2 separate regions of the Mus musculus genome follow, and region 2 is linked to region 1. The links are chromatin contacts, found by POLR2A ChIA-PET in ENCODE. All regions are on one chromosome and are shown on one strand. Each heading gives the region's core, a stretch centred on a gene start or an enhancer-like site at or near the end of the contact. The rest is flanking DNA. Distances are from core to core; before and after follow the strand shown. Region 1 overlaps Pkd1 (polycystin 1, transient receptor poteintial channel interacting). Region 2 holds the start of Zfp598 (zinc finger protein 598).

Evidence for each region. ChIA-PET counts read pairs that join two places held with the same protein, here RNA polymerase II (POLR2A).
Region 2: POLR2A ChIA-PET joins it to region 1 with 12 read pairs in embryonic stem cell. The contact joins the promoter of Zfp598 here to the enhancer-like site in region 1. POLR2A ChIA-PET finds 5 or more read pairs at or near these places in 3 of 5 experiments (Patski and embryonic stem cell).

The regions. Positions count from the first base shown.
Region 1 is chr17:24,564,561-24,570,310 of GRCm38, forward strand. Pkd1 (polycystin 1, transient receptor poteintial channel interacting) reads left to right here. Exons shown (of 46, transcript NM_013630.2): 4 at 19-188; 5 at 451-1,122; 6 at 1,227-1,410; 7 at 2,567-2,784; 8 at 3,037-3,152; 9 at 3,653-3,779; 10 at 4,066-4,301; 11 at 4,792-5,544. Among named protein-coding and RNA genes, the nearest start is that of Pkd1, 17 kb to the left of the region's middle. Within about 2 kb of position 2,648, at least 1 of the 3 ENCODE cell types and tissues checked has a DNase peak (open chromatin) inside an H3K27ac peak, as active enhancers do.
Region 2 is chr17:24,666,848-24,672,597 of GRCm38, forward strand. It overlaps Zfp598 (zinc finger protein 598), which reads left to right and starts at 2,840. Exons shown (of 12, transcript NM_183149.2): 1 at 2,840-3,126. The coding sequence starts at 2,911.

The DNA.
Region 1 (5,750 bases), core at 1,398-3,897:
CCTGCCCCTCCCCTGCAGAAACCTGAGTGGGAACCCATTTGAGTGCAACTGTGGTCTGGCGTGGCTGCCACGCTGGGCAAAGGAACATCAGGTGCATGTGGTACAGTCTGAGGCAACCACGTGCAGGGGGCCCATTCCACTGGCCGGCCAACCTCTCCTCAGTATCCCCTTATTGGACAATGCCTGTGGTGAGTGCAGTGGGTGTGGGGCTATAGGACAGGGATGACATTTTTTCTTATTGGGCAGTACCCAGGGAGAGTGGAGCCACAGACTTGGTTACAGATGAGGCCCAGGGAAAGGCATACATGGGAAGATAGTGGCCAGATAGGGTCTAGAAGGCATCTTTGGGGGTGGCAGCTCTGACATGGATTTTAAAGAGGGTTGGTAAGGGAACACGATGCAGCCAGAAGAAAGTAAGTTCCTGAGACCACTGTCTCTCTCTGTTCCCAGGTGAGGAATATGTCGCCTGCCTCCCTGACAACAGCTCAGGTGCTGTGGCAGCAGTACCCTTCTACTTTGCCCATGAGGGACCACTGGAGACTGAGGCCTGCAGTGCCTTCTGCTTCTCAGCTGGTGAGGGCCTTGCAGCCCTCTCGGAGCAGAATCAATGCCTCTGTGGGGCAGGCCAGGCCTCTAACTCTTCTGCAGCCTGCTCATCCTGGTGTTCCAGCATCTCACTGTCCCTCAACTCTGCCTGTGGGGGCCCCACCTTGCTCCAGCACACCTTTCCCGCCTCCCCAGGGGCTACCCTGGTGGGGCCCCATGGACCCCTGGCCTCTGGCCAGCCAGCAGACTTCCATATTACTTCCTCCCTGCCCATTAGCTCAACACGCTGGAACTTTGGAGATGGCTCACCTGAGGTGGACATGGCTAGCCCTGCTGCCACCCACTTCTATGTGCTACCTGGGAGCTATCACATGACAGTTGTGCTGGCCTTGGGGGCTGGCTCAGCTCTGCTGGAGACAGAGGTGCAAGTAGAAGCAACACCTACTGTCCTGGAGCTTGTGTGCCCATCCTTTGTGCACAGTAACGAGAGCCTTGAACTTGGCATACGGCATCGTGGAGGCTCAGCCCTTGAGGTCACCTATAGCATCCTGGCTTTGGATAAAGAGCCTGCCCAAGGTGCCTACCCTCCTGCTTCCTCTTGTAACCTGGGTGGTAGGGCAGAGCCTGGCACCCAGCCTCATGCATACCCTGATGTCTTGTTCATTGCTTACCATACCTAGTGGTCCACCCACTCTGCCCCTTGGACACAGAGATCTTCCCTGGCAATGGGCACTGCTACCGCCTGGTGGCAGAGAAGGCACCCTGGCTGCAAGCACAGGAGCAATGTCGGACTTGGGCTGGAGCTGCCTTGGCTATGGTGGACAGTCCTGCCATCCAGCACTTCCTAGTCTCCAAGGTTACCAGGTACACCTATGCTGGAAAGGGCAAAATGGGTGGGGGTTGCTCAGAATTCTGGGTGTGGCCAAAGCCCTTAAGCCTGTAGAGGCTCAGGAGGAAAGCTGGGCAGCTGGGCCTTTGTGTACAGCCCCACAGGTGGCCTTTGCTGCCAGCTCTGTGTATGTAAAGGCAGATGTAGGTAGGGGCAGCTTCTCTAACCGTTTCTGGGAAGTGTCAAAGGTAGAACTGGGTCCTGGCCCCCAGACTTTCCTGTCTCTGTAGGGGAGGGCCCTGGGTCCTGCTGACAGGACTAGTTCTTGGTCACTGTTGATTGTATTTTCTCCTCTTCCTACCGCTGTGCTCACCCCCCACCCCATCCCCTGAGTACCTCCCTTCCCAATGCCACATGCTATCCCATCTGTGGAAAGCCTTTCAGGCTCCTATGCCCTGCGCAGGCTTGTGGGAACATATTCTTGGGCCCTACAGTCCTGTGTCTGGGTGGGTTGTAAGGGTATACTCCAACTCTCTTGGGTGATTGCTCCCTGGGTGGAATTGGAATACCTGTCTTGTGAGTGGTTAATCACATTCTTTACTTTGCCTGTGTGGTTGGAAAGGGGAAATAGAGGTCCAGAGTGGTTAAGACCTGCTTGCTCCAGAATCATCCAGTTGATGGGTAATAGTGCCCTACATGGAACCAGGGCTCCATTATGTCTCCCTCCCAGGGTGTGTGTCTAGGTTTGTGCCCACACCCAAGCATGTACCTTTGTGCATATATGTTCCTGGGTATGTACCTGTGCCTACGTTTGGCCGTGAACCTCTAGATTTTGCCTCTGGAGGGGCCTTCCAGTGTTGATAGTACTATCATGCAGCATGCATAGATGCAGTCTTGGTCCTCTTCTGCAGCCCTCAGAGTTTCCCTTCAGGTGTGGTGGTGGCCCATGATCCTTGGCCAAATCTGAGATGGGTCCCCAAGAAGAGCTGGTCCCATAGACATGATTCTGGATGAATGTGACTATGAGCCTGGGTTTGTGGTCCATGTTGGGTAATGTTTCTGAGGCTGTTTTAACACTTGAAAAATGAGGCTGATATGGCCCATTTACCAGGGTATTATGAAGAGTATGTCCTCAGAGGTCAAGCAGAGCTGCCCCCTGATGGCTTGGCCGTCCCTTGAATCTGGCCATAGGAGCCTGGATGTGTGGATCGGCTTCTCATCTGTGGAGGGGACAGAAGGCCTGGATCCCCGGGGTGAGGCCTTCAGCCTGGAAAGCTGCCAGAACTGGCTGCCTGGGGAGCCACACCCAGCCACAGCAGAGCATTGTGTGCGGTTGGGGCCTGCTGGGCAATGCAACACAGACCTGTGTTCAGCACCACATAGTTATGTCTGCGAGCTGCGGCCTGGAGGTATGGACTGCTGTGTGGCAGAAGCCATCCTTCTCTGTGCTTGTCTTCTAAGCTCAGTACTGACCATGAATGTTTGCTCTTGTGTCTGGGTTGGGACAAAACCAGAAAAAATAAGGACAGAGGAAACAAGATGAGAGGGGGCCAGATGGTTTTGCTAGGTGGCTTAGTCCTAAGTCCAGCTCCAACTTGAATGTTTCCCCAGTGTCACCTCTGCCTGGCTCTGGTACCTCATTGCATACTTACCACCCCTAGGGCCTGTGTGGGATACTGAGAACTTTGTCATGGGAATGTCTGGTGGAGGCCTGTCTGGACCTCTGCATCCATTGGCACAGCAGGAAACTGTCCAGGGCCCGCTGCGACCTGTGGAGGTAGGCCAGCCTTTCTGTGTTCTAGAACCCTTTGCAACATTACTTTACTGCTCTGTTGCTAATAATCAAAGTGGGAGCTGGGGATAGGGTTCAGTATCTGGGTTCAGTTCCTAGCACCTTAACCCTAAAAAAACAAAACAAAACCCCTCAAGTAGGTTTTGTTAGAAGTTGTTAAAATTGTTAGTGTGCCCAGTGTGACAGTTAGAAAAATATTTAAGAGTGAAGAAATGAAAAGCATCTAGTTCTGTTATCTGAAAAATTCTGCTTCTCCTGAACCTTTGCTCAGATAAATTTTTATTTTTTTCACACAAAGTCTTGTTGTATAGCCTAAGCAAGCCTTGAACTCATGATCTTCCTGCTTCAGGCATCCTGTTGTTCACAGCTGACTTTGATTTGGTTTTTCTTCCCAAGTGACATGAAATGAGGTTTAACCTTGAGAGGGCTATCCTTACACTGCCAGGGGTAGATGTTTTGAGCTGAGGCTGTCTCATCTCCTCCAGGTCATGGTGTTCCCTGGCCTGAGCCCTAGCCGGGAAGCCTTTCTCACTGCAGCAGAGTTTTCTACCCAGAAGCTTGAAGAGCCTGCCCAGATGCGGCTGCAGGTGTACCGGCCCTCAGGAGGAGCAGGTGGGGCTCTGAAAGGGAAATGAAGTGGAGGCTTAGTGGGTTGTCTGAATTTTCTCATGCCTTCGATTCCAGCCTCAAGGTAGAATGATGGCAGAGTTGCCAACTCCTGTTCCCTTGTCCCAAAGCTAGATCGGGTGGTACCTGATTGGGGATGATCTAGAGGCAGGGGAGTGATGGTGGAGACTGGGGAACTGCTTATCAAGGTTTGGTTTTATAATGGGTAAGTGGAGCATCCCTGATAGTAGCTTGTTAGTGAATCAGGCTCATGACATCCTTCCTTTCCCAGCAGCGGTCCCAGAAGGCAGCAGTGAGCCTGACAACAGGACTGAGCCGGCCCCCAAGTGTGTGCCTGAGGAACTCTGGTGTCCAGGAGCCAATGTCTGCATACCTTTTGATGCTTCGTGTAACTCTCATGTCTGCATCAATGGGTCTGTGTCAAGGCTGGGACTCTCTAGGGCCAGCTACACACTATGGAAGGAGTTCTTTTTTTCTGTGCCTGCAGGGCCTCCCACACAGTACTTGGTATGTGTCCTGGTGTGGGTCTCTGACCTATTCTTGAGGCTACTTCCCCCTATCTACCCAAGATGGTGGTCTCTCAACTAGATACCTTGCAGGCTTCTTTATATGCTCAATAGCCTTGCCCTGATGCTCTTGCCTGCATCCTGCGCCAGTGCCCAGTCTCATCTCCTTCTCAGGGCCTCTGCCCTCTGTCCTCTGTCTTCTAAGGGGGAACTTGCACTCTCATTTGGAGCAGCTACCTGCTTTCTAGCCTTATGTCCCTGAGAAAGTTCTTTCCACCTGTGGCAGTCACTCTTACTATATCTTCCTTGTGCATGTCCCCTATATTACAATGTCCTGTTTGACTCAGCCATGAGTGCCTTGAGGCAGGGACTCCACGAAGCACCATTTTCAGTGCTGAGGCCTGATATGGGTACTCTGTCCTCTCTGTCTCAGTAGTCCTTCTAGTCTTTATTATGGGGATGTGATACAACACTGCCTCCCTCTTCTATAGGTCACCCTCCACAGCCAGGATGTTCCTATGCTCCCTGGTGACCTCATTGGCTTACAGCATGATGCTGGCCCAGGTACTCTCCTACAGTGTCCCCTGGCTTCCAGCTGTCCTGGCCAAGCCCTGTACCTTTCAACCAATGCCTCAGATTGGATGACCAACCTGCCTGTCCATCTGGAAGAAGCTTGGGCTGGCCCTGTCTGCTCCCTACAGCTGCTTTTGGTCACAGAGCGGCTTACACCACTGCTGGGCCTTGGGCCTAACCCTGGACTACAGCATCCTGGGCACTATGAGGTCCGGGCTACAGTGGGCAACAGCGTATCCAGGCAAAACCTGTCCTGCAGCTTCAGTGTGGTCTCTCCAATAGCTGGGCTGAGAGTCATTCACCCCATCCCCCTTGATGGCCACATCTATGTGCCAACCAACGGCTCAGTCTTGGTGCTTCAGGTAGATTCTGGTGCTAATGCCACTGCCACAGCTCAGTGGTTTGGGGGCAATATTAGTGCTCCCTTCGAGGATGCCTGCCCTCCTGAGGTGGATTTTCTCAAGCAAGATTGCACAGAAGAGGCCAATGGCACCCTGTTCTCAGTGTTGATGTTGCCCAGGCTCAAGGAGGGGGATCACACAGTGGAGATTGTGGCGCAAAATGGAGCCAGCCAGGCCAACCTCAGCCTGAGAGTGACAGCTGAGGAGCCCATCTGTGGCCTCCGTGCTGTGCCAAGCCCTGAGGCCCGAGTGCTACAGGGCATCCTGGTGGTAAGTGTCCTACAACCCAGCCCTCTAAATGGTAAAAACAGGAAGCCTCCTCCCCATTGAGGAGGGATGACCTTCAGGTGTTTTCTAGGGCTGATAGCACCTATTACAGGATTTCCAGTGGGACCTGTTGGGGAGCCCTTGTCTTCTTAGTGATTATATCTCTCCTTAGTGGTGCTGGGTATGGAACCTAGGGACTCGTGCAAGAT
Region 2 (5,750 bases), core at 1,590-4,089, 100 kb after region 1:
GTTTGTTTTTTTTTTTTTTGGTACATTTTGTTTTTACCCAGATCTCTCTACATGGCCCTGGGTGTCCAAGAGCTCGTGTAGATCAAGCCTGGGTCATTTGTCTTTCTGGTTTTGTTTCGTTTTGTTTTTTGAGACACAGGGTTTCTCTGTGTAGCCCTGGTTGTCCTGGAATTCTCTCTGTAGATCAGGCTGGCCTCCGACTCAGAAGAGATGTGCCTGTCACCACTGTCTGCATCCATTTGTCTTTTATCCTACAGGCTCTTTATGAATCTGTGAAGCAAAATGTTTGCATGCAGTTCCCCTCTGACCTGTCAAACCATGGACTGCATGACTGTGCATTTCCCAATGTGCTGGGCAGCTGTGCTGTCACAGTACCACAGCTACTCATCTGCTCTTTCTCATGCTACCAATTCAGTCAGCTCTATTAAAAACAGGCAAGAAGAGCTGGGCGTGGTGGCGCACGCCTTTAATCCCAGCACTCGGGAGGCAGAGGCAGAGGCAGGCGGATTTCTGAGTTCGAGGCCAGCCTGGTCTACAAAGTGAACTCCAGGACAGCCAGGGCTATACAGAGAAAACCTGTCTCGAACCCCCCCCCCCAAAAAAAAAAAAAAACAGGCAAGAAAAACCCCTGTAGAGATGCCTTTTACTAAATCTAAACCGGCAACACAAGAGGTAGGAGAGGAGAGCTTTCGCGTGACTCACGGCCTGAGCTGGAACAGCCAGTCTGCTTACCTGGCTAGAGAATGTTTATGCCAATCACAGCCTTGTCTCCTCAGTCACAGTAGGCCCTCTGCTGGCCAATCATGGGAAATAGTCCTCCTTTCTAGCCTGAGATGACTACAGGGTCATCTAGAGTTCCAGGTGTGTAGGTTTAAAAATGTCTGGTGTAGCCGGGCAGTGGTGGCTCACACCTTTAATCCATCCCAGCACTTGGGAAGCAGAGGCAAGGGGATTTCTGAGTTTGAGGCCAGCCTGGTCTACAGAGTGAGTTCCAGGACAGCCAGAGCTACACAGAGAAACCCTGTCTCGGAAAAAAAAGAAAAAAAAAGTCTGGTGTGAACTGTTTCAAACAGCTCTCTGATTGAGGCTGTGCCTTTAGGAGAGGGATAATCAACTCTGTTCACTGCGTTGTTTTCTCAGGTGTCTAAGGAGTGTTCAGAATGGTGGCAGATGGGTAGTCTGGCTGGCTGGCTGACTAAAAAAAAAGCCAGGGCAGCAAAGGGTGAGGCCAAAAGCTGTCAATTAGGAAGCCACATTCACCATCCCTCAGCCTGTACTTATTTGCACAAACTGGGACAATAAAGTACTTGCCATCAGCATCTAACGAGCTTATCATTAACATTCAATTGTCATCTTAACAGAAATGTTTTCATTTTTTAAAATTTATTTTTATTTTCTATGGACGTGTTTTGCTTTCCTGCCTGTGTACCACGTGTGTGCCTGGTGCCCTCAGAGACCAGAAGATATTAAACCTCCTGGAACTGGTTGTGAGCCTTCATGTGGTGCTGGGAATTGAACCTAGGACTTCTGCAAGAAAAGCTAGTGCTCTTAATTGTTGAGCCATCTCTCCAGTCCTCCATTTTAACAGATTTTTTTTTTTTTGAGACAGTGTCTCACTTCTACGTAGCCATGGCTGGCCTGAAACTATGTTGACCAGGCTGACTTCAAAACTTACAAAGTCTATGCCTGTGAGTGCTAGGATGAAAGGTATGTGACCACACCCTGTCATTTTAACAATACTTAGCCCTGCCCAGTTGCCTAAGAAAGGTAAATCCCCCTATCTGTCCGAAGATGGCAAATGTAGCCCGGTCTGCTTTACATAGTTGGTATGGCGACCCCAGTTTTACAAATGAGGTTATAGGCTTCAGTGGGGCAACCTAGTTCAGAAGCATGTAAGTCTAGGTACCAGGATTAGGGGTTTAAGTCATTTCTGATTCTAGCTAGCCATAGGCACTCTGGGGTCACACACACAATATACTGACTCTTTCTAGAAAGGGTTCAGATTTGGACCCATCTCGCTTCATCAGAAATCCGGAGACCGCCCAACAGCTGCAGACTTGAAGCCTCCGGTTCACTACTATCCACTCAAGCACCTCTGGGTGCTTCCCTTTCCTACATACTATGTCTGGCTGGATGTGTCTGTCTTACAACCAAGAAAACACGAGGTCCCTTCTCTAGTGGGATTGGGTGAGAATGTCTGGATGTCCTGATGTCAGAGGCTTATGTTCCAAACACAAGAGAGGTGCAGGGCTATAGAAAGGTTCCTAAAAATTTGTCGGATTCAGTCATTACTAGCTGAATTACTTATGTATGTATTTTGTGCTGGGAATGGAACCTAGGCACGGTAGGCAAGTCTCTGCCACTAAGCTATGTTCCCAGGACATCCAGTGAAATTTGCATTTAAGATACAAACATACTACATACTACGTCCAAGTAATGTTTGTGTGATACTTAGCTTAAGACTGATCGAGCCGGGCATAGTGGCGCATGCCTTTAATCCCAGCACTTGGGAGGCAGAGGCAGGCGAATTTCTGAGTTCGAGGCCAGCCTGGTGTACAGAGTGAGTTCCAGGACAGCCAGGGCTACACAGAGAAACCCTGTCTCGAAAAACAAACCACAGTTCGTGTTTTATCGGAAATGATGCTGGAAACCCTGTAGCTCCTCCGGCGTTTCCAGAGCTTGCGTCGGCGAAGGCGGAGAGACTCCGCATTTAAATGACTGGAAAGGCTTGAGCAGCAGTCATGAGCGAATGGCAGCTCTGTACAACACCAGGCCCGGGCGGAAGTCGCAGTGCGCACTTCCGCCAGGCGGGCGGTTGCCTGAGGGCAGTGACGTCGACGGAAGGGGCGGGTCCGCCGGGAGCCAGGCCGCGCTGTGCCGCGCCGGCCAGGAGGGGGCCGGAGCCCGGCCATGGCGGCGGCGGCGGGCGCCGAGGGGCGGCGCGCGGCTCTGGAGGCGGTGGCAGCGCCGGAGCGGGGCGGCGGGAGCTGCGTGCTGTGCTGCGGTGACCTGGAGGCTACGGCGCTGGGCCGCTGCGATCACCCGGTGTGCTACCGGTGCTCTACCAAGATGCGGGTGCTGTGCGAGCAGCGCTACTGCGCCGTGTGCCGCGAGGAGCTGCGCCAGGTGCGCCAGCGGGGCGCGCGACGGGGCGCGGGGAGGGCGGACTCCTGATGGCTTTGCCTGCTCGGTGTCCGGCCGCGGCCTGGCCTCACCCGCTCCCTCCGGAGGCCGGGTGGTCGGTCGGGGCGCCATGCGATCACCGGGCCTCCTGGGGCTGGGAGAAGCCAGAGGCGGCCGGGCTGGGGAAGGAGGAGCGATGTCTGTGGGAACTCTAAGCCTGGGGACTTTTCCCTATGACCTGGCTGCGGGAAGGGCAAGGTCAGGTCGAGAGCCCTCCTGTCTGTGAATCTTAATTTTTTCGGGATCGTCACTGAGGAGGAGCAGACAGCCAGGGGGAACCTCCAGACACTGTCTATTCTGGAAGCTGACTGCTCTGGAAAAAAAGGGTTAAACTGGACATTTCCAGACTAGTTGGGCTTCTGGGCCCCACCGGTGATCCTTAGCTCCTGAGACAGCGTTTCCATTTGTAGAGTGGAGGTGATACCAGGACCTGATTCCTAGGTGCTTGGTGGTCCACAATTTTAGGAAGTTTTCCTCCTCGTTACTAGTTCTAGCTTTGAGGCTTCCTTCCAGAGTGGTGGGAAGAGGATGTTTCTGGCTGTCTAGACTTGGAAATCCCGAAGGGGGTCAGAGGACTCCAGCAATGCCAGCCTTTGATGGGGAGTATCCAGCTGAACCTCCCTTGGTTTGCTGCCCGTAGAGATCTGTTTGCTTCCAGAATTGTGAAATTACCTTGGTTGGTTCGTGGAAGGTTTTGGCTAGTGGCTTCTGCCAGGGAATCACCCTTTCCTGTTCTTAGAAGTGATGCAGAGATAGAAATGATGCCAAAATTTTGAGTTTTTTTTTTTTTTTTTCTTTTCTTTCTGACCTTTTTCTTTCTCGTTGAGATAGGGTCTCACTATGTAGTCCTGGCTGGCCTGGAACTTGTTATGTAGAACCAGTATCTGCCTCCTGATTTCTGAGATTAAAGGCAGTGCACCACCATATCCCGTATTTGAGACAGGGCCTGTAGCTCTGGCAGTCCTGGAACTCATTCTCTAGACCAGACTGGCCTTGAAGTCACACAGATCCACCTGCCTCTACCTCCTGAGGGCTAGGTCATTCTCCACCATACCCAGCACACCCAGCTTTTCTTTCTTGATATTTATGTCAAAAGACTCAGCTGGAATCTGGAACATTCCCTAAGCATCTATGTCATACTGGGGAAGAGGGACTAGAAGACCCCAGACATAGTGTGGTGGAAGGAGCCTTACCCTACTGGATGAGATCTGGGGTTTAGAAACATCTCTGGAAGCTTTTGGCTGGTGTCCTACTCAGGGTCTTGCTGGGGCTTTGCTGGCCAGTCGTGCACACGCTGATGGGAAGGTCTGACACGGGTTTTGAGCACACATACCTGTAGCTTCCTTCTAGGAAGGGAGACATTTTGTAGGTCCTTATGTACGTCGTCCTGGCCTGGGCTCTGGGTCTCACTCAGGAAGTGAGTGAACATACATACATATGTCAGCTGTAGCCAGTGTCTGCCCTCCCTCAGTCTTCCTGAGCCTCACACCTCTAAGAGCTCTGTGGCAGGGGCTTTTGACATGAGCTGTTAGCTTGCCCTGGCTGGGATGTGGTTTGACACTCTGTGCCCCTGGCTAAGCCTGGGCGTCCTCTTAGACTTGTACCACCATGCTGGGCAGCAGGAGCTCTTTGGGAAGTGGGGTGAGATGGTAGCTGTCCAGCTCAGCCTCACCGTTTATCCTGATTCCCTCCACTTGTAACCTAGCGCCTTCACCCTTGTCCCTTACTGAGTCTTGTATTACCCTTTGAATATGTCCTGAATTCCAGAATTCCACAATGACTTAGTCCCTTCATGTGACTAAAAATTAGGAGGGATGTTTGTTAAGATGTTATATAAAGCTGGATGGGGGTGGCACACACCTTTAATCCCAGCATTCTGTAGCACAAGCAGGCAGATCTCTGAGTTCATGGCCAAGCCTGGTCTACAGAATGAGTTTGGACAGAAACTGCCTTAAACAAAACAAATGTGTTGAAGGGCCAGTTTCCTTTGCTGTGACACCTTGTATAGGCTTCGGGTAGGGGGCGGTCTGGGTGTAGTACAGAGACGGTATACAAGTTTGAAACTGCTGGTCTGGTGAAGAGCCAGGGCAATTGGACTCTTCAGTGTGCAGCTTAGGTGGGCTGCCATGTGGTGTGAGGCTCCTGTGCTGAGTAGTGGAGAGGTCTGTGCTCAGTCTTTCTTTAGGTACTTCTTGTGTTCCTCTGGACACATCTCTCTAGAGCCATTTTCTCATCCTGTTGCTCTCCAACTTGCCCGTCTCTGGACGGGCCACACCCCCACCCACAAGCAGGAAGTGGGAGGGGAATGCGGAGGGCCTTCCCAGGGTTATTCCAAGGCCCAGGTCGGCAGGCTGGACCTGATGATGCAATGGCATTTTCTGTTGTGAATGCTTGTCTGTCATCTGGTCCCTCCCACTCTTCTTCCTTTTCTGAGACAGTCTCACTATGTACACAGACTGGCCTGGAACTCGCAGGGATCTACCTGTTTCTGCCTCCTAAGGGCTGGGATTCCTGGCCTTTCCAAAGGCTCTCTGCTCCTGTCCCTTTTGGGCTCCCACCATACCTGT